Regions from separate parts of the Homo sapiens genome. Here all the other regions are linked to region 1. The links are chromatin loops, found by intact Hi-C in ENCODE. Cell type or tissue: B cell. All regions are shown on one strand. Each heading gives the region's core, and the rest is flanking DNA. Links, peaks and the distances in the headings are about the cores only. Region 1 overlaps GPAT3 (glycerol-3-phosphate acyltransferase 3). Region 2 has its middle 110 kb from the start of GPAT3. Region 3 has its middle 24 kb from the start of ABRAXAS1.

Region 1 (7,248 bases), core at 676-5,675:
CTTTCCTTTCTTAATTTTTATTTCTTTCTCTCTCTCCCCTTCCTTCCTTCCTTCCTTCTCTCCCTCTTTTCTCCCTTTCCCTTCCCTTCCCGCCCCTCCCCTCTGTTCCCCTCCCCTCCCCTCCCCTCCCCTCCTCTTCCCTTTCCATCTCATTTTGTCACCCAGGCTGGAGTGCAATGGCATGATCATGGCTCACTGCAGCCTCCATCTTCTGGGCTCAAGTGATCCCCCTGCCTCAGCCTCCCAAGTAGCTGGGACTACAGGCACATGCCACCATGTCCAGCTAATTTTTGTATTTTTTGTGGAGACAGGTTTCACCATGTTGCCCAGGTAGGTCTCAAACTCTTGGGCTCAAGTGATCCGCTCACCTTGACCTCCCAAAGTGTTGGAATTACAGGCATAAGCCCCCATGCCAAGCCCCTATTGCTTTAATTCTTAAGGTGACTAGGTATAAACTTTGCATGTAGGACAAAAACTCCAAAATCCCCATATATCCCACACCTAAAATCATAAAACATTAGCCCTGTAAGAAAACTAAATTGTTTCCATTCTCTCAGTTTATAAAAGACATCAGTCATGGAGCTGGTGGTTGTCCTAAACAGGACTTGGCTTTTGACTCCAGGTCCTCTTTCCTTTCTCCTCTAGTGTAGTATTAGTCCTTCCGAAAACTGAACTATTACAGCTCTTTCTACTAATACACGTATAACTCTTTCCGGGATAGGTAATACAGCACTGTCCATTTTCCTCATTGATTTCCTAGTAAACTGGAAAATGAGGTGATCAAAAAAGATCTTCTTTCAGGGAATTTAACATCTTAATTACTATCTCAAAAGAAAATATTTTTCTTTGTAGTCTAATGTCAGAAGTAACCTTTTGTGATACACCCCAAAGGAACCAATGAATGATCATATGACTGTGTATATAGCTACTCTTTATTCTTTGAAGACTTTCTCATTTTTTGTATTTAATAGTTAGAATTGAATGACAGTAGTCATTTTTCAATTCATAAAAATTTATGCTGCTTTAAAAAATCATTTAATTATTTTCTTGATGGAAAATACAGTAACAGCACAGAGAGGAAAACCTAATCCTATTGTCTAGAAATAGCTACTTAATGTTTTCATTTTTACATTTTTTCTATGTATATGTATTTCATAGAGTGAAACTATAGTTTTAGATTCCGTCTTTTCTTGATTAACATTATAGTATTTGTTAATGGGTGCATTTTATATCATTGTTTGGATTAATTGTAATGAAGAATGCTACAGTGAACACCCTTGCCTACATTTGCCTACATTTCTAATTATTTTCTGATGACAGATTCCTAGAATTGGAGTTATTGATCATCAGCAAAACTATCTTCAGTCTTTTCATTGCCAAACCAACTTTGACAAAGTTGCTACTACTTCCGTACTTGTACAAGTTGAATATGAGAGTACCTGTGTCATTTCAAGTCATTGAATAAAATGCTGCTGATTTGATACTGTAAATAGGCCTTTGTCTAATTCACATTTCCTTTTTCACTAGTGAAAAGTTGTATGATATTAACTATTAATATTCATGTTGTTTCTGTGAACTTTGCTTACTTTTATGCAGGAGGCTGTGTTTTTCTTATTAAATAATTTTCATATATTAAAAAATCGGCCGGGCGTGGTGGCTCACGCCTGTAATCCCAGCACTTTGGGAGGCAGAGGCAGGCAGATCACGAGGTCAGGAGATTGAGACCATCCTGGCTAACATGGTGAAACCCTGTCTCTATTAAAAATACAAAAAATTAGCCGACTGTGGTGGCGGGTGCCTGTAGTCCCAGCTGCTTGGGAGGCTGAGGCAGGAGATTGGCATGAACCCGGGAGGCGGAGCTTGCAGTAAGCTGAGATCACGCCACTGCACTCCAGCCTGGGTGACGGAGCAAGACTCCGTCTCAAAAAAAAAAAAAAAAAAAAAAAAAATCAACTTTTTGCCATTTATGGTGAATCTTTTGCCATTTTGCTTGCTTTTTGATTTTATGGTTTTTGTCAGGGAGAACAGAAGTCTTTGTTTTTACACAATCTAGAGTTATACTTGGGGAGAATTTTGTGTGTGTGTGTGTGTGAGTTCTTTGTCTAATGGTATGCAGGGAAGAATTCCAAACAAGAGGATTATGGAGGACCAAAAACCCCTCTTTATAATTAACAAAGATCATGAGGTAGAGGCCATTTCATGCAGACACAGTGATTTCACCTCTTTTCCCACTGCAATTGTTTGTCTCTTACTTCTGAAGATGGCTGATGTCACCCATTAAACTTATTTACTTGTTTGGCATATTTAACTTCTACACAGTTAAAGTTGCCCTTTTGGTCAATTCTTCTGTCGTATGGCATTTTCTCATGTCCTGATGCTTTCTTTTAAGGTATTATCCAAAGAGATGAGTCACCCATGGAAAAAGGGCTCTCTGGTCTACGAGGAAGGGACTTTGAGCTGTCTGACGTGTTTTATTTCTCCAAGAAGGGATTGGAAGCCATTGTAGAAGATGAAGTGACCCAGAGGTTTTCCTCAGAGGAGCTAGTGTCATGGAATCTCCTCACAAGAACCAATGTAAATTTCCAGTACATCAGTCTGCGGCTCACTATGGTGTGGGTGCTGGGCGTCATAGTGCGCTATTGTGTCCTACTGCCTCTGAGGTAAGTCATATGCCTGGTAATTTGATGATACGCTTGACTCAGCTTTCTTTTTGAATCATGTACATAATGGCCACGTAAGTGTTCTGTGGTGCTTATTCCACCCATTCCCACGTAGGAAATGCCACCAAACATGACCTCTAAAGGAATGTATTACGTATCCATTTTCCTTTCACAATTTTTCCCCAAATGAAGTTGTATATTCAGAATCCAATGTATATCTTAGAATCTGGATCCACTTTGCTATTAGAGTCTGAGCTAACTTGAGGATGGAGAGAAAAGGGAAGTGAAGAAGAAGAAGAGGAAGAGGAAGAAGAAGAAGAGAGATCATCAACAGTTTCATATTCACTAGAGCATCAGCCAAACTGTAAGAGCTGACCAGAACCCACTGCCTTTCTTTGCCAGTCCATAGCACTTCATAACTGCATAAGAGAGAAAAAATTCTTGAGTGTGGTTACACGTGGGAGAGAGCCATTTCGAAGTGTGTTTGTTCCATCCAATTCATTGTGATCACGGACTGCTCTTATTAAAGTGTCCCCACCTGGGTCCCCTTCTGCTTCTGAGCTTGAGTGCCACCTGGTGAGGAGGCAGTGTCAAGCCTAGTTTATGGAAAGCACGATGTGGAACATGAGTAGAAGGCACTGCGTGGTGGGATGAAGCTGTAAGTGGCTGAGATCTGATTAGCGTGGTGGTAGCAGTAGTAGGCACGTATACCAGCCACAACATTATTGTTGATCATCTTGCTTCATTTCCCTGGACATGGCCTTGGCATCCTCTCAGCAGAGCTTTCCAGGCAGTGGCTACCTGCCAACTAAACTTGGCACATGAATTGAAATCTTTTTACCACCCCCAGGGTGGCCTATGCTTGCCTCATTCAGATTTATTACCAGGGAAAGTATTGCTTAACTACAGGGAAATGCAGATTTCTAAGAAATTATTTCTGGGTTGTTGTTGTTGTTTTTTTTTGCCCATATTGCTAGTTCAGACATTGGGGCATAGTATGTCTTTTGGGAATCATTTCAGCTGTGATAATGAAGCGAAATTCAAGGTTTCACATATAATTTTGCTTGAACCTTAAACTAGTGCCCCCAAAACAGGGTTCGTGTACTCTGGGAGTGTACAAGACTATCCATTGGCATGCAGGAAGGAAATATTAGAGCTCTTATTTACTAAAAGCTTCTGTTCTGGCTGGGTGCAGTGGCTCACGCCTGTAATCCCAGCACTTTGGGAGGCCGAGGTGGGCGGATCACAAGATCAAGAGATCGAGACCATCCTGGCCAACATGGTGAAACCTCATCTCTACTAAAAATACAAAAATTAACTGGGCGTGGTGGAGCACACCTAGTCTCAGCTACTCGGGAGGCTGAGACAGGAGAATCGCTTGAACCTGGGAGGCAGAGGTTGCAGTGAGCTGTGATCGTGCCACTGCACTCTAGCCTGGCAACAGAGCGAGACTGCGTATCCAAAAAAAAAAGAAAGAAAGAAAGAAAAAAAGCTTCTGTTCGCTTTATAACTAGAGCTTCCATTTATTCTGTTTTCATTCTTAAAAAGAAAAAGCCCAGGGGCATGGTGGCTCACACCTGTAATACTAGCACTTTGGGAGGCTGAGGTGGGCAGATCACTTGAGGCCAGGAGTTCGACTGGCCTGGACAACATGGTGAAACCCCATCTCTACCAAAAATACAAAAATTAGCCAGGTGTGGTGATACGCACTTGTAGTCCCAGCTACTTGGGAGGCTGAGGCAGAGAATTACTTGAACCCAGGAGGCAGAGGTTGCAGTGAACCAGGATCACGCTACTACACTCCAGCCTGGGTGACAGAGCGAGACTCTTGTCTGAAAAAAAAAAAAAAAAAAAAAAAAAAAAAATGAAGCTGGGCCGGGCATAGTGACTCTTGCCTGTAATCCCAGCCCTTTGGGAGGCCGAGGTGAGGTCAGGAGTTCTATGTCAGCCTGGCCAACATGGTTAAACTCCATCTCTACTAAAAATACAAAAATTAGCCAGGTGTGGTGGCACATGCCTGTAGTCCCAGCTACTTGGGAGGCTGAAGCAGGAGAAATCACTTGAACCCGGGAGGCGGAGGTTGCAGTGAGACACTGTATTCCAGCCTGGGTGACAGAGTGAGGTGAGGCTCCATTTCAAAAAAAATAAACAACAACAACAACAACAAAAACACATGAAGCTTTAGTCAAGTTTAATATATGGATTGGTTCGTATCCAAGGTAACCTGAAGGAAGAATGAGGAATTCTACAGCACAGTGCTTGAGATGCCCTTGTTTGTTGTTGGTTAGCTTTCACCATGCTGTGGGGGCCCAGAAAATGCTGTTATGATTCCCTTATCTACTAAACAAATGCTCACAAAATAGATAAGTGACTTAAAATATTTTTGCAAAGAAACTATGATTTAAGATAATAAAGCAATGTAAACATTTATTACTTCTTGGCCTTTGGGCTAAGATCAAGTGCAGTGATATAAGCATCCAAGAACAAAAAGAAAATGCAGAGTTCAGACTCCTACTCTTAGTGGATACTCTTCAGTGTGGAAGAACTGCTTTGTAAATGCTTTTTAAAAGAAGCACCTACTACAAAATGAGCTTTTCAAAAACCAGATTGTATTAAGATACAATGTGGTGATGGTTGCACAACTCTGTGAATATGACAGAAACTACTGAATTGCATACTTTATTTTATTTATTTATTTTTATGATGAGATAGAGTCTCACTCCATCACTTAGACACAATCTTGGGTCACTGCAACCTCTGCCCGCTGAGTTCAAGCGATTCTTATGCCTCAGCCTCTCGAGTAGCTGGAATTACAGGCATGTGCCTCCATGCCTGGCTAATTTTTGTATTTTTAATAGAGATGGGGTTTCACCATGTTGGCCAGGCTGGTCTCAAACTCCTGACCTGAAGTGATCCGCCTGCCTTGGCTTCCCAAAGTGCTGGGATTACAGGCGTGAGCCAGTGCCTGAACTGAATTACACATTTTAATGGGTTGAATTGTATGGCATGTGAATTGTATGTCAATAAAGCTCTTAAAAAACAGACTGTGGCTGAAAACTTATGTCATCTATGAGAACTCTAACATTGCCTCACTTAAACTGGGATACATAATGTTCTGGCCTGTTAATCTAGCAAATAAAAAGTTTCAGTAGTTTTGAACCCAATTGTTAAACATGTTAAAATGAAACTCCTTCTGATTTAATGGATGGGAACAAGTGATTCTCATTGGGGCAAGATGGCAAAACATTATTTTAAAAGTTTTGCATAATTGATGATGAGATTAAACAATAATTTAGTTATTGCATCAGTAACTGACAAGAAAAAAGAACCTGACCTTCAAATTGCTATGTCAAGTCTTTAACAAAATTTAACACCTTATTTATCAAGGTATTTATAGGAAAGCATGTTCAAAAAGCTTTCTTCTTGCTCAAAATTGTAATAGTATTAATTATATTTATTAGTTATAGTAATATATCATGTTATTAAGTTATAATTATAAAATTGATAGTTATAATTATAAAATTAATAATATATATTAATGTATTACTTTATTATCCTATTTTGAGTGAGGACAAATTGCAACATTAATATAATTTCAAAATACTGTATTTTTAAATAAAAATATTTATACTTTTTTTTACGTTTCCAGATGTTTTATAATGTACATTATATCAGTACAGAATATGCACATTATTCTTAAACACATTGGGCTGCATGTTCAGATGTGTTATTGATGGAGTGTTTCTCCAAATGGGTTAAGATTGCTGCCTTTTACGCTGTTTCTTTTTTTTTTTTTGAGACAGTCTCACTTTGTTGCCCAGGCTGAAGTGTAGTGGCACAATCTTGGCTCACTGCAACCAACCCCTGCCTCCTGGGTTCAAGCGGTTCTCGTTACAGGGATGTGTCACCATGCCTTCCTAATTTTTGTATTTTTAATAGAGACAGGGTTTCACCATGTTGGCCAGGCTGGTCTCGAACTCCCCACCTCAAGTGATCCACTCGCCTGGGCCTCCCAAACTGCTGGGATTGTAGCCGTGAGACACTGCTTATTTCTCTTGTTTTAAATAATGCTAAACTGCTATGTTAAATCATAATCTCCTGAAAGACAGAATAACATAATGCTTATGAAAATGAATTCTGGAGCCCTGGGTTCAAATCCTGGCTCGGTTGCTTATTTTCTGTGTAACTTTGGGTGAGTTAGTTAGCCTTTCTATGCTCCAATTTTTTCATGTGTAGAATGGGGATAATGATAATATTATTGCCTCATAGAGTCTTGGGGATGATTAAATGTGTTAAATATAAAAGGTACTTAGAATATTGCGTGGTGTATAGTGTTAGGTGTTGCTTCATCATCATCTAATGTGAAACCTGGGATTGGTTAAGACAAACGATTTTATGCTCCAAATATCTGATCAGAAAGTAAAGATAGCTACGTGTCAGCAGTAAATGAGCTTCACCCTGGAGAGGGTTACTGTTCCTGACCCTTAACCTTAGGCAACCACTGTAGCTTCCCCAGACACACAGGGTCCTTCTGATACTGCAGGGGTGGTCCCCTTCAGTCTGCTTATTGAATACCTCACGCATTCAG
Region 2 (7,248 bases), core at 808-5,807, 63 kb after region 1:
AGAGTCTTAGCTTTCTTAGTTTTCTCATTTAAGTAGTGGTACTCAACTTGTACTAGTACTCAACTTGTAAGGTCATTGTGAGTGTTAAATAAATATGTCACCGTATTAGCATATAGTAAGGGCTATATACATGTTGAAAGAATAATTAGAAAAAAGTGAAGCCTTTCTTAAGTGCCTTTTAAAAGTAGGCACTACATGGCTAAAATCCATTTATTAATGCTATAGAGACTTGATTATTGTTCATATAATTGATTATTGTTTGTTCATATAATTGATTACTGCTGTCTTAATTGGGGACCAGTGTCACTCAGAAAGAGTGTTGACAGTATGGAAATTACAAAAGATGTTGTTTTTATTTACTATGTTGAATGGTGGTATGAGGGAATCACTGGACTAGCAAAACTCTCTTAAAGTTTTGACATGGGATGGAGTGTGTGGTGGTGGGGACCCTTTTTCCCACTGTTGAGGTTTTATTCTTGTGGAGGGAGCTCCACTAGTCTAGGATTTCTGGATGATGTGTGTTCCTCTTAGGCTCAGACATAGTGTCTTCTCTAGGTCCCTTCCTTGGTGTTTTTATGCCCCTTCCTTGCTCCTTTCTGGAAGATACGTCACTTATCTGACTGGTGAATGTGGAAGGAATAACTGACCAAATGGCTCAGCCTCTTCCCTTTTTCTCTTGGGAGGAGCCTGTCTTCTGGAAGCTTGCATTCCACTCTGATCATCCTTGTCATAAATGCACCAGGCAGGCCCTGTTTTTCAGAGGCTTGCCCAGTCCAGTGGTGCTTGGGATTCAAAAGATAAGCAGTGGCTGGGTGCGGTGGCCCACGCCTGTAATCTAAGCACTTTGGGAAGCTGAGGGAGATGGATTGCTTGAGCTCAGGATTTTGAGACCAGCCTCGGCAACATGGTGAAACTCCATCTCTACGAAAAATACAAAAATTAGCCAGTCTTATAACCAGGTCTCAAAAAAATAAATAAAAATTTAAAAAGACCAGCAGTTTAATTCTTGAGTGCAATGTGATCTACTTGCCTAGAGACGTAGCCTCATTTTTCAATATTAACAATGTGATATCTATTCTCCTAGCTGCCTTATTCTTTGGTCGGATTTCTTAATTGCCTCACAACATTTGTGAGAAAGATGAATGTCATTTACCAAGCCTGTTGAAATCCCAGCAGTCCTGTTAACAATGAATTGTGCACATTCTACTGGGGACTTCCTTCCTTTCCTTTCCTTCCTTTCCTTCCTTTCCTTCCCTTTCCTTCCTTCCTTCCTTCCTTCCTTCCTTCCTTCCTTCCTTCCTTCCTTCTCTCTCTTTTCTTTTCTTTTCTTTTCTTTTCTTCTTCCTTTCTGTCCTGAATCTCGCACTGTCACCTGGGCTGGAGTGCAGTGGCGCAATCTCAGCTCACTGCAACCTCTGCCTCCTGGTTCACGTGATTCTCCTGTCTCATCCTCTTGAGTAGCTGGGATTACAGGCACACACCACCACACCCTGCTAATTTTTGTATTTTTAGTAGAGACAGGGTTCACTGTGTTGGCCAGACTGGTCTCAAACTCCTGACCTCATGATCCGCCCGCCTCGGCCTCCCAAAGTGCTGGGATTACAGGTGTGAGCCACTGTGCCTGGCCAGGGACTTTCTAAGAGCCTGAGTGGAATACACTTCAGAATTATCTATTGAAGGGCAAGGGAGCTAGGGTGTCTATCCACCAACTCCTGTCCCTCACTGGCTGAGGGTTGCTTAATTCCCTGGTACTTTTAGCTTGCCCATTTTGTCGCTAGCAGAAGTCCTCGGCCAGAGAAATGCAGGTGTTTGATGCGGGAAACCAAGAATAAGATGAGAACAATCTACTGAAGCGCCAAGTAACTTTCAGTGTGTCCTGGGGAATGGTTGGGGCACTCACAGTGCCAGCGATAAGGTTCTCTGAATTCCCGTTGGCTATGCTAGTACCCTTGCTCTGTGATTCCACAGATGTTTCCTTAGTCAAATCCAGCATTGGATGGGTTTATTCTGTCACCTCAGCTGTAAGCTCTATGTGGGCAGGGACCAGATGCATGCTATTCACTGTGGTATTCTCAAGCCTAGATGATCAGTAAATATTTGTTAAATGTAGCCGGGTGCAGAGGCTCACGCCTCTAACCCCAGCAATTTGGGAGGCAGAGGCAGGCAAATCACTTGAGGTCAGGAGTTCAAGATCAGCCTGGCCAACATGGTGAAACCCTGTCTCCACAAAAAATACAAAATATATATATATATATTTTAGTCGGGCGTGGTGGCACGTGTCTGTAATCCCATCTACTTGGGAGGCTGAGGCAAGATAATCGCTTGAAGCCAGGAGGCAGAGGTTGCAGTGAGCTGAGATCACACCACTGCACTCCAGCCTGGGCAACAGAGTGAGACTCCATCTCAAAAAAAAAAAAAAATTACTTGTTGAATGAATGCTGTGGTCGGGAATGAATAAATGGTCACAGTGAAAAAATCATATGCAATTATTTTTAAAGCTAGTTTTGGTGTTTTGTAAGAAAGTACATTTGCTATACAAAGAATTGTACTGCTGAAACACAGAGACATGAAGTGCATGGTTTGGACCCACCTGATGTTAAGTTTGAAATAAACTTGCCTTTTACAACTTTATGGTCCTAGAAAAAGGGAGATCACATATTTTCCTTTCTTAGCAAAAATTGTTATCAAGGAATAGTTTCCATGAAGGTAAAACAGAGTAAGAGATTTGTTCTATTTGAAGTATTTTAAATAGGTTCTGTTTGTGAAGTTACTTGTCAAAGTTTCTCAACAGGAGAGAGATGGATTTCAGTGCTGAGGATATGATGATGTAATGTGACAACATTGCCAGTAGGGGGTGCTGTTTCACGTAGCATTAGAAGCTTTATGGCTTTGGATTCTGTAAATAGAGTTCACAACATTATTCTCGAAATGAATTAGATTAGTTTCCGAACGGTTGATAGGATTTTTAACGTCAGACAGGCAATAAAAGAGAAAGCACCAAAATCAGTCACCCCACTCCATAAGCAAAAAAGTCTGAGGGAGATAAAATCTGTAATTCATACAACTGCAGCCAATATGGGGAAGAAATAATAAAAAAGAAAAAAATGGCTAATTCCAAGTTGATTATATGCTCCAGTGTGGCCTGGATAATTCCAGTTTTGAAATACTATTCTGGATGGGCACATATGCTGAGAAAAATTCAGATATAATGGATAGTGGATAGTTTTTGTTATAGAGTCAAGAGTTGCTTGAATAGATAGCTTTAAGATGAACTGGGAAGTGCTGGGCTTAACTTTGTGAATTACCACATATGAAATACAATTATGCTCACAAATTACTATATTTAAAAACAGCTCACAAAGTAATTCTCATACTCCTGCATTTATAACTTGACAAACTGCTGAGCTGTCTTAATATTTCAATTGAATCTAATAAACACTTACTGGGGGTCTACTGTGTACCAGGCAGTCTGCCAAGCACTGGGAATCCACAAATTTTAGTAAGACAGAGCCCTCCCTTTGAGATTAGCCTTTAGCCAGGGGTTTTTAGGCCTTATAGAGACACTGCTTCTTTTCCATCACAGCCAAAGAACTCAGTCCAAGAGCTGTGGTGCAAGGAGAGGAGTGGTTGTTCCCTGCCTCCATGGTCTTCCTGTAGCAAGGTCTCTGCTCCTCTATACGAAGACCTTGTTTAGTCTGGAGGCAACCAAGAAGTAAGAATTGCCAACACACTGGTTATTCCTCTTGCATCACTCCTTTCAATGCAGAGGGAAGAACTACGGTCATTTTAGATGTTTATCAAAATCCAGTTAATAGATTTAAAAAGGATTATCATTCATCATACCTAAATGTCATAATCACTCCCTTTTCCAGGATGCCCGAAGAAGGCTCAAAGACACAGTGAAATGGCCAAAATAATATTCTAGGACTAGCCTAGAATATTCTAGTCTTCTCGCAGGTTCTAAAATGACAGCTCTAGTGCCAGGACACTAACACGACTGCCCCGAGATTTACCCCTTCCTCTCCCTCCAGAAACATTTGAGACGACAAAAGTTTTCCCATGCAGCAGCAGAAAGCTATCCAATTACTTTCTGGGGAGTGAAATCTTTTAGAAGACACGAACATCAAAGATTTTGAAATGGGGTCAAAGAACAAGGGTGTCTTTGGAAACACACAGTCCTGGTCTGGATTCCAACCTAATTTTTCAGCCGTGTGATTTTGGGCAATTTACTAAGCCTTGGCTTTCTCCCTTAAAAACAGGAATTATCATTCCTAGCTCTTAAGATTGTTGCAAAGTTTGAAATAGGATAATCTATGGAAAAGCACCTATAATAATTCCTGGCATGGTGGGCATCCTAGAAAGTGTTAGGATTCTCCCTTCCTTCTTTGGAGGGGATATTGGTCATCAGTTATGTGATCATCAAACCACATGTAAGCATGTTTAGTATCCAAGCCATGTCATCAACACAGACCCATCGTTTCCTCCTGACCTGCTACTAATGCCCCTTATTTTGATAATAATGTCAATACGCTCTTTCATGGTAAAGTCAATGAACAGCTATGATCATGAGGGCTAATTCTGAAAGCATTCATAGGCAAATCCAAAGCAGGAAGAGGCTATTTATATTTTTCCTTAGTTTTCTTATAAGAGGCGTACCTGAAAGCTGGCGTTCTGAAAGAAACTGATTAAATGACGCATCATTTTGATGCATTCCAGAGCCTTCCCCTTGTTTCCTGTGTGATTCTCAGCCTGCCAGCTCAAGTGAAGTGAGGAACAGCTTCTCTTCATATGCCATGCACAATATGGGAGCACAGCAGCTTTTGCTGCTGATGAAAATATTATGGCCTCAGTTCTCTGTAATCAATTTACTGCTTTATGGACCCAAAGTCCTCCAGAGAATTTAATAAATTCACATAATGTTTCTAAGTGCTGCATTGTGCATTTGGAGCGCTGATTTAGCTGACAAATGTGAAAAATTCGTGTAGCTAGACAACTCCCTAGTGATTAGACATGTGTGGAAGCTAAAGAGACCACGTTGCTCCAGAGAAGGTCAGCATTAACATAAAGCCCAGAATCTTCTCTTCACTAGCCTCATGTCCCTTCAGCTCTGATGGATAACACCATCTGACCAAACATTTATTTGGGGGGTAGGGTTTTACTCATTTCCAGTGGGGCTGTACTTTTGATTCTCTAAAAGTCTGCTCTGGTCTAGGCAGAGTGAAGAATGACAAAGTTAAAGGTGATAGTGTAATGTGTGACTAGGGTGGCACCTACGGATTCAGAGGATGAAATGGTCACTAAGTTATGCACGTTTGACCCTGAGGGATGCCAGAGGTTTCTAAGGGAGCATTTTGTGGGACAGCAGCACAGAGTCACTTGTTTAAAACCAGTTCCATTTAAAGTTATATTAACTCTTTCTGCACATCTCTCTCTTCCATTCAAATTTCTTTCCAAATGTAAACAGATTTACCAAAAATAATTATTAAACCACTTTATTACTCAAAATAATCTTCTATCTTTACTAATGTACATATAAATATTCTGCATCATGATAACCAATCGATTACATTGTCCTAACAATGCCATTTTGTATTCCCCTTTTCCTCTTTAATGTTACTTCATACAAACAACAAAAGCGTTATTTTGTGTCCATCAAAGTGGGCCACAGAGCTGTTGTTTCAAATAGGTTTTTAGTATTTAATTTCTGGTGCTGTATTGTTACAGAGACCATCATTATTCAGAATTACTGCAGGTTTTACTGTTAATTTTAGCTTGAATTTTGGTTTTCAGCTCAAGCAAAGATTTAAGATTTACCTTGAGTTCTCAAATTAGGGGCAATCTGCAATGGATATGGGGCCTAGAGATGTTGTAATAGCCCGTGTAGAAACAAGCTGACGCCTGTTGCACCTCCTATCCTGGTGATGGATGACCCAGCTGATACCTCTACTCTGGCAGGCTCTGAGCACTGGATGAGTGACTGTGGACTCTCTCCTGGGGGACCCAGAAGGTTTGGAGCTGCTCCTATGGCTCTGGATCTGGGTAGAGACACCCAGATGCTTCACTGATGAAAAGGGAATGCCACTTCCTGTATTTGGATACTGTAAGCAATGCTTGACAGGTGATCTTTCTACCACTGTCAAAACAGCCGAAGAGTTGGGGAAACAAAATGTGGTCAAGTATTAACAATCAGAGATAGAATGGGAATGAATATTCCTGTTCATGAAAGACTCTGTAAAACACTTAAAGAGGTATATTCTGAGCCAATATGAGTGACCGTGGCCTGGGGAACTGTATCAAGAGGTCCTGAGAAAGTGTGCCTGAGGTGGTTGAGTTACAGTTTGGTTTTATACATTTTAGGGAGACCAGGAGTTACGGGCAAAGACATAAAATCAATACATGGGAGGTACGTATTGGTTTGGCCCAAAAAGGTGGGAAATCTTGAATAGGGGGTGGTGCTTACAGGCCACAGGTGGATTCAAAGACTTTTCCGATTGACACGTGGTTGAAAAACTTCAGCTTTGTCTAAAGACTTGAAGTCAGCTGAGCCTAGAAGGCCTGGAAAAGGAAGGTCTGGCTGCATTGATGGAGATTCTCTACAGATGCAAACTTCTCCTACAAAAGATGGCTTTGCAGGGGTATTTCAAAATATGTCAATAAATATGTTTCGGGGCTGGGCGCGGTGTCTCACGCCTGTAATCCCAGAACTTTGGGAGGCCGAGATGGGCAGATCACTTGAGGTCAGGAGTTCAAGACCAGCCTGCCAACATGGTGAAATCCCTTCTCTACTAAAAATACAAAAAATTAGCCGGGCGCGGTGGCACGCATCTGTGATCCCAGCTACTTGGGATCACTGAGGCAGGAGAATTGCTTGAACCCGGGAGGCAGCGGTTGTAGTGAGCTGAGATCATGCTATTGCACTCCAGCCTGGATGACAGAGTGAGACTCTGTCTCTCTCTCTATATATATATTTTTGAGAAATATATATAATATATATATTTTTGAGAAATATATAATATATATATTTTTGAGAAATATATATAATATATATATTTTTGAGAAATATACATAATATATATATTTTTGAGAAATATACATAATATATATATTTTTGAGAAATATATATAATATATATATTTTTGAGAAATATATAATATATATTTTTTGAGAAATGTATATTATATATATTTTTGAGAAATATGTATTATATATATTTTTGAGAAATATATATAATAAATATATTTTTGAGAA
Region 3 (7,248 bases), core at 803-5,802, 73 kb before region 1:
TGGCTGGTGAAGGCAGGTCCGTTATCGGACTGGATGGCTATTGGGAGTCCGAAACCGGGAATTATATGCATGATGAGAGTTTGTGTGACAATATTTGCACTTTCTGAAGTTTGTGAAGTTGTTGGGAATGCTTCTACCCACCCGGAGAAAGTACAGACAAAGACTAGAAGATAGCAGAGCTGTTTATCGGGTGGCATGTGAGTGAAGTCTACTTGCCAATCTTGCCCAGGTACCTGGCCCTGGGCTTGGTGGGTAGGAAAAGTCCGAGGCAGGAGGGAGCCCTGGGGTGACACTGAGTGGCAGATAGAGCAGGACTGGGTAATTTCTCAAACACGGCTGGAAAGGTGAGGACAAGTGAGAATAGGGCGGAGAAGTTGCAGGAGAGGTTTGTAACCAACATGGAAAGAGTTGTGGAGGCTTTGGAGGTGAGGAAGGCTTTGAGAGTGAGGAAGAATAAAGCTCCGTTTCTTGACATACCATGGTCCTTGCTTTTGAAGGTTTTGGGCCCGGAAGTCCTCCTTTTCTTCTGAGGAGTAAAGAGGAGAGAACAAGGATAGGGACAGAGCATGGCTGGGTTTAGATGGGAGCTGGTTAGCATGGTGATGTGGGGAGTTTCAATGAATAGAGCATACAGTTGGAGGAGCTGTGGGGCAGAGAAGAGACTTAGTACACTGCGGTGAGCCAGCATGTCTTTGATGTTATCGGTTGAATAAACTGTTAGGTTGGCATGGACAGAAAGTTTTAGGCTTTCAAGGCCTAAAAGGAGAGCAGCTGCCACCAATGCTCAGAGACAGGCAGGCCATCCGGGAACTGTGGCTTTAAGCTGTTTAGAGAGGTAGGCAACAACCTGGAGAGTGGGTCCCTTAGACTGGGTTAGAACGCCTAATGCAACTCCACGCCGTTCATCGCTATAGAGGGAGAAAGGTTTGGTGAGGTCTGGGAGAGTGAGGAGAGGGGCTGAGATGAGAGCCTTTTGGAGTAGATGGAAAGGTTGGGTAATAGGCTGTGCAGGGTTTGAAGGCCCATGGAGAGGGCCTTTAGTGGCTTGGCATAACGGTTTGGCAAGTAGAGCAAAGGAGGGAACCCAGAGTCTAAAATATCCTGCTAGTCCTAGAAAAGAGAGAATGTCTTGCTTAGTTTGTGGAGGCGGGAGGGACTGGAGGAGGGATACGTGGTCGGTTGTGAGCCCTCAGGTTAGCGGGGTAAGGGCTAGGCCTAGATAGTGAATGAGGGGGTGCATATTTGTGCTTTCTTAGGGGAGACCTGATACCCCTGTTCTGCCAAGAAGTTTAAAAGAGAGAGATACTATGGGCGTTGCAGTCTCTTTGGGAGGGGCTACACAGGAGCAGATCATTAACACATTGAAGGAGAGTGGACAGTTTTAGGGATAAGGTACAGAGGTCACAAGCAAGGGCCTGTCTGAAAAGGTGGGCGCTGTCTCTGAAACCTTGAGGTAGTACGCACCAGGTGAGTGGACGTGAAATGTGGGTGTCAGGGTTTTCCCACGTAAAGGCAAAGAGGTTTTGGGAATCAGGGTGTAAAGGAATTGTGAAAAAGCATCCTTTAAGTTTAGGACAGAAAAATGGGTGGTATTGGAGGGAACTGCGGAAAGTGAAGTACATGGGTTAGGAACTACTGGACATACTGGGAGTACAGCTTGGTTAATGAGCCTGAGGTCCTGGACTAAGTGATTAAGTTCCATCTGGCTCTTTAACAGGTAGAATTGGTGTGTTACAAGGGGAGTTTGTTGGGCAGAATAGATGACTGGTGAGGAGGTGAGAAATGATAGGCTTTAGGCATATGAGAGCTGCTTGGGGGATGGGATACTGCTTCTGTGATAGGAAATGGGTGGGCTGTTTAAGGGTAATGTGGACGGGGCTATGGTGTTCTGCGACTGAGGGTGTGGAAGTATCCCAAAAAGCGGGGTTAACTACGGATGGGGGATAAGAAAAGGTTGCATGTTTTAAGGTGGGAGGTTGGAGGAGTAGAAGAAAGTTAGAAGCCCCAGAGGGGTCTGGGTTGATGTGTTGGATACGATGGGGAACGTGGAAGTGGAGAGTATTGTGAAGTTTTGAAAGGATATCTCTGCCTAGGAGCGGAGATGGGCTCGAGGGCAGGACTAAGAAAGAGTGAGTGAAGGAAAAGGTGTTCAGGGAGCAGAAAAATGAAGTGGGGGGCTCGGGGTTTGGAGACTTCTCTATCAATTCCCACAACAGAGACTTGGGAGGACTGGATGGGTCTTGAAAAATTAGGTAAAGCAGAGTAGTAGGTTGCTCGGTATTAATTAAAAAAACATACTGGCCTACCCGCCACCATCAGGGTTACCCTTGGCTTGGATGAAGCGATGGTAGTTGCCGGGGTGTCCGTTCCAGGGCACCATCAGTCTTCAGCGGCTAGGCCAATGAGATCCGGGTAGGAGGTTCTGGCCAGCTCAGGAAGGGATGGGGCAGTCCTTGCGGGGGCTGCTCACAGTCCCACTGCCAGTGGGGTCCTCTGCAGAGGGGGCACGGCTTGGTGGTCTTACTTGGGTTTGGGCATTGTTTGGACAAGTGGCCTTCATTGCCGCACTTGAAACAGGTGCCAAGTGGAGGTGGATTGCTAGGAGGCTTCTGTGTGGAGCTGTGGCCTCGTGGGCCTGCAGGGCCTCTAATGGCAGAGGCAAGCATTTGAAACTCTGCGTGTTTTTGCCTTTTACTTTCCTCATCATGATTGTTAAAGACTTTGAAGGCTAAATTAAGAAGGTCTCGTTGTGGGGTTTGAGGGCTGTCGTCAAGTTTCTGAAGCTTGCACCAAATATCGGGGGTGGATTGGGAGATGAACCAAAGGTTTAAAATGGTGGTTCCTTCTGGGCTGACTGGGTCTAGGTTGGTATATTTTCTCATGGTTTCAGTTAAATGAGAGAGAAAAAGGGCTGGGTTTTTGTCAGGACCTTGGGTGATTTCTGAAAGTTTTTCATAGTTTACTGCTTTATGGGAACCCTTTTTGAGTCCTGCAAGAAGACACACAATCATGTGGTCTTGATGGCGGCATCCAGAGGCCCCCGTTTTGATAATCCCAGTGGGGGTCCTGGTTGGGGACCCCCTTTGCACCAGTAGGCTGGGCAGGAGCTTGGTGATGAATTGTATCAGCGTATACCTGAGCTAGGGTCCAGATATGGTCCCAGTCTTCTGGGGTGAGGGTGGAAGAGAGGATAATGTAGAGGTCATGCCAGGTTAGTTCATAAGACTGCATAAGGTACTGAAACTCCCAAATATAAGAGGTCGGGTCTTCTGAAAATGAACTGAGTCTTTTGTTAATTTGAGAGAGATCAGTGAGGGAGAAGGGAACATGAACTCTAACAATACCTTCAGTTCCTGCTACTTCCTGAAGGGGGCACTCTAGCACAGGAGCTGAAGTAAGAATGGGGCATGGGCCAAAGATGGCGCCTGAGCCAGTATGGGCAGGAGAGAAGGAAGAACTTGGAAGTGGTTCCTGCTGAGGGTTTGAAGGGGGAAGGGGAGTTAACAGGCAGTGGAGGATAGATAGGGGCGTAAGGTGGTGGAATGGGTTTACAAACCTCAGGAGAGGGCAGTAGAGGAGGAGAATGGGTACAGGCAATACTAGAATTGCCCTGAGGAGGGGATGGTGTAGGAAAAGAAGTGGATACAGCTGACTGGGAAGATGGTGGCTGGGAAGATGATCACTGGGAAGACGTTGGCTGGGAAAATGGCAGCTGGGAAGATGGCGGCTGAGAAGATAACAAGGAGGCTTGGGGGGTTAAAGAAGATGATTGAGAGGAAGGGGTAGGGGCTGGGAGGGGTGAACAGCAGTCAGCTAGATTGAACGAGGGAAAAAGAGGTAGGGTCGGGAGGAGAAAGGCTATCAGGGCGGTGAGAATGGAGGAGAAGGATTTGAACAGATAAGCAAGAATTGCAGAGGTCAGGTTGTGAGCTGAATGCAAAAAGGCCTGGACATAAGGAATTTCTCCCCATTTCTCCAGACGTTGGCAATAATTGCTTAAGTCAGTTAAAACTGTAAACTCGAATGTTCCATTGTGGGCCATTTGGAGAGGCAGCCTAGAGGGTTGTTTTTTGGAATGTAGGACCAGGAGTTTCCCATAACTGAGGGTAGGCTCGGGAGAACAGGGAAAAGTAGACCATCCTGGACAGCCGGAGGGAGACAATGAAAGGAGCAATCATCACCGCTGCCTTTTTCGTTTGGGAACAGGATCAAATGGCTTAGAGGTGTCCCCCTAAGACCAGATGATCAGCAAGTGCCTGGCACACATGGGAGCCTTCTTGGACCAATGTTGGATTTTCGTACCGGAGAAACCAAGAGAAGCCGTGCAGATTTTCCCCTGTAAACCAAACCAGGCTCCCGGGGAAACTTACCAGTAGGCGAGTCCAGTGATGGATGTGCATGCACAGAGAGGTGACTGGAGGCTGAGGAGCTTCCTTTGTCTGGCTACTGTGGCCTGCTTTCTGGGGTGGAGGGGTAGGTCCATAGGGGATGCAGACCTGAACCCCTCCCGGGTTTCGGCACCAGATGTAAGAGTCTTGTATCGGTCTGAACCCTGAGAGCGAGCTGACAGACAATATGGGGCGGTGTGGAGCAACATGCTGTTTTAATGAGCGCCTGGGTACAGGCAGGCTCAGGCCTAAAATGGCGTTAGCGGGCCAGTTTCAATCTTAAGCACATTGTTGACAAATAGACCACTTTCCAATTTAGGGCAGCACTATTTGCAGCTCTCTACCTTATGACCTCTTACTACAAATAAGACTTATGCAGTGATGATCAAAACTTGGGGAAAGGGTTGCCTGAGCTGAAAGAGAAAACTAAAATATATTTTGGAATCTCATTTTGAGTCAATTGTGAACTGTTTCTTTGTTGTGGGAAATCATGTGAATGGACCCTTTAATTGCACAAATGTAAAGCAAGCACTTATCCTTCATTTTTAGGAGGAAACTGAAAGAAAAGATTGTAGATGTTTTAGACATAAGTGGTGGGCAGTGCCAATTTTAAGTAATTGTGTATGGTTAAATGATTACTGTGCCCTGGGACTCATTTACTTCTGTGTTGAAAGATGTTTCTTGACTTTATTTACACCTGATGAGTGTGGTACAGCAAAGTAGACCTTCCCTTGGGAAGATAGGTGTGAGCTTACTCAAGAATTGCTTTAGTCTGGACAACATAGTAAGACCCTGTCTCTGCAAATTATTTATTTATTCATTGATTTATTTTATTTTATTTCTTTTTTTGAGACAGTCTCACTCTGTTGCCCAGGCTGCCGTGCAGTGGCGCCATCTCTGCTCATTACACCCTCCTCCTCCCAGGTTCAAGCAATTCTCCTGCCTCAGCCTCCCAAGTAGCTGGGATTACAGGTGCCTGGCACTGTACCTAGCTAATTTTTGTTTCGTTTTGTTTTTTTTGAGGCGGAGCTTCCCTCTGTTGCCCAGGCTGGAGTGCAGTGTTGCAATCTCGGCTCACTGCAAACTCCACCTCCCGGGTTCAAGTGATTCTCCTGCCTCAGCCTCCCACATAGCTGAGATTACAGGTGCCTACCACCACACCTGGCTAATTTTTGTAGTTTTTAGTAGAGATGAGGTTTCACCATGTTGGCCAGGCTGGTCACAAACTCCTGACCTCAAGTGATCTGCCCGCCTTGGCCTCCCAAAGTGCTGGGATTACAAGCATGAGCCACCATACCCAGCCTATTTTTGTATGTTTAGTAGAGATGGAGTTTCATCACGTTGGCCATCACTGGCCAGGGTGGTCTCGAACTCCTGACCTCAGGTGATCTGCCCACCTCAGCCTCCCAAAGTGTTGGGATTACAGGCATGAGCCACCATGCCCGGCCTACAAATTATTTTAAAAATAGCTGGGCATAGTGGCACACACCTGTAGTCCCAGCTATTCAGGAGGCTGAGGCAGGAGGATTGCTTGAGCCCAGGAGGTTGAGGCTGCAGTGAGCCATGATCTTGCTACTGCACTCCAGCCTGTGTGACACAGTGAGACCCAGTTGGAAAAAGAAAAAGAAAAAAAAGAATTGCTTGCCGAAGATCAGAGATTTTGTCCTAGAGTCTTTACCTTCGACCAGGAGAGCAGTAAGGAGGGATGAGACTGGGCTTGGCATAACCCAACCTATGCTGGATTGTTGATAACTTACACATGACTATAAGACTGAGTAAATCACAATACAGTGATGCTTGCTTTAGAAATGACGGCTCTAACAGCAGAGTGGAAAATAGTTTGAAAGATGCAAAAGTGGATTCCTTCTAGGTTACTCTGTATTTATAGTCCTTTCTTCACCAGGCATGGGATCATTTTATTCATTAACCTCCTAAGATTCATCATCATATCTGGGATATATATAATATATTATGCCTTCCACATTTGCCTATGGAATAAATGGACTTTTTCATTAGGAGATTACTAATAAAGTAATTATATGTATGGAGTAAGACATCCCCAGATTGTCAGAATTTGAAAATAAGAATATTCTTTGAGAATGAGAATAATATATATATTTATTTATTGCCTATCATTTCCCCCCTCAATTGCTTATTCTGAACCAAGGGGATGATTGAAACTATGCATAATGTCATTTGTAGCAATAAATCCCATCACAAAAAAACTGGTAAATGTGGTCCTGAAGAGATGTGGGGAACACCCATGAAGCTGACCTGAGTAGATTTCCCAGATAAATGACTAAAAATATGACTAATATGAAAGTAAGTTGTGATATCACTGGTTATTGTAATCTGTTTAACGAAGGAAGACAGGGAGTCCAGGTGAATCGGGAACACAGGGAGACACCAGAGAGCCCCACCTGGACTGTGTGCAGGTCACCTGGCCAACAGAGGCACTGCATGTTGGTCACTCATCCTTCAGCCACACAACAGTGGCCTCATTTCAGGCTTTTCCTGGCCTGGATAAAAAAGCCCTCAACAGTATACTGCTCTCTCACTCTCATTTCTTCTGACGATGAGTTTGGACTTCCATCCCTCTGACATAGTGAAGGAGGAGGCATTATACTTCAAAGATGTTCTAGTTACTAGAAAAATACATACAGCACAGTACAAGGCATTCTGACTTATAACTCAGTCTCCTGTGAATTTGATTATTATGAACTGGCCACAAGATTTTTGATGAAATCATGGTTTTGATCTTAAAATTTAAGAGCCACGGTCGGGTGTGGTGGCTCATGCTGGTAATCCCAGCACTTTGGGAGGCTGAGGTGGGCAGATCACCTGAGGTGGGCAGATCACC

The links. Hi-C counts contacts between places; a loop is a spot of excess contacts. Peaks named below come from ENCODE experiments on the same cell type or tissue, not always from the same donor. Only the 100,000 strongest peaks of a DNase experiment are listed, where the experiment ranks them.
Region 2: a loop joins it to region 1, with 3 times the contacts of the local background. A loop is called at or near these places in 4 of 110 quality-filtered maps.
Region 3: it touches region 1 in a loop (6-fold over the local background); 12 of 110 quality-filtered maps call a loop at or near these places.

The regions. Positions count from the first base shown.
Region 1 is chr4:83,579,173-83,586,420 of GRCh38, forward strand. GPAT3 (glycerol-3-phosphate acyltransferase 3) reads left to right here. Exons shown (of 12, transcript NM_032717.5): 3 at 2,390-2,660. Among named protein-coding and RNA genes, the nearest start is that of GPAT3, 47 kb to the left of the region's middle. RefSeq lists a silencer at 3,364-3,658. In B cell, for the core only: a CTCF peak has its summit at 3,230 (motif pointing left); a DNase peak (open chromatin) is centred at 2,959; H3K4me3 peaks cover 707 bases; H3K27ac peaks cover 1,340 bases.
Region 2 is chr4:83,642,022-83,649,269 of GRCh38, forward strand. No RefSeq gene overlaps it. Among named protein-coding and RNA genes, the nearest start is that of GPAT3, 110 kb to the left of the region's middle. In B cell, for the core only: CTCF peaks have their summits at 2,840 (motif pointing right) and 3,045; a DNase peak (open chromatin) is centred at 2,860; H3K27me3 peaks cover 248 bases.
Region 3 is chr4:83,505,880-83,513,127 of GRCh38, forward strand. No RefSeq gene overlaps it. Among named protein-coding and RNA genes, the nearest start is that of ABRAXAS1, 24 kb to the left of the region's middle. In B cell, for the core only: CTCF peaks have their summits at 3,367 (motif pointing right) and 3,566; a DNase peak (open chromatin) is centred at 3,412.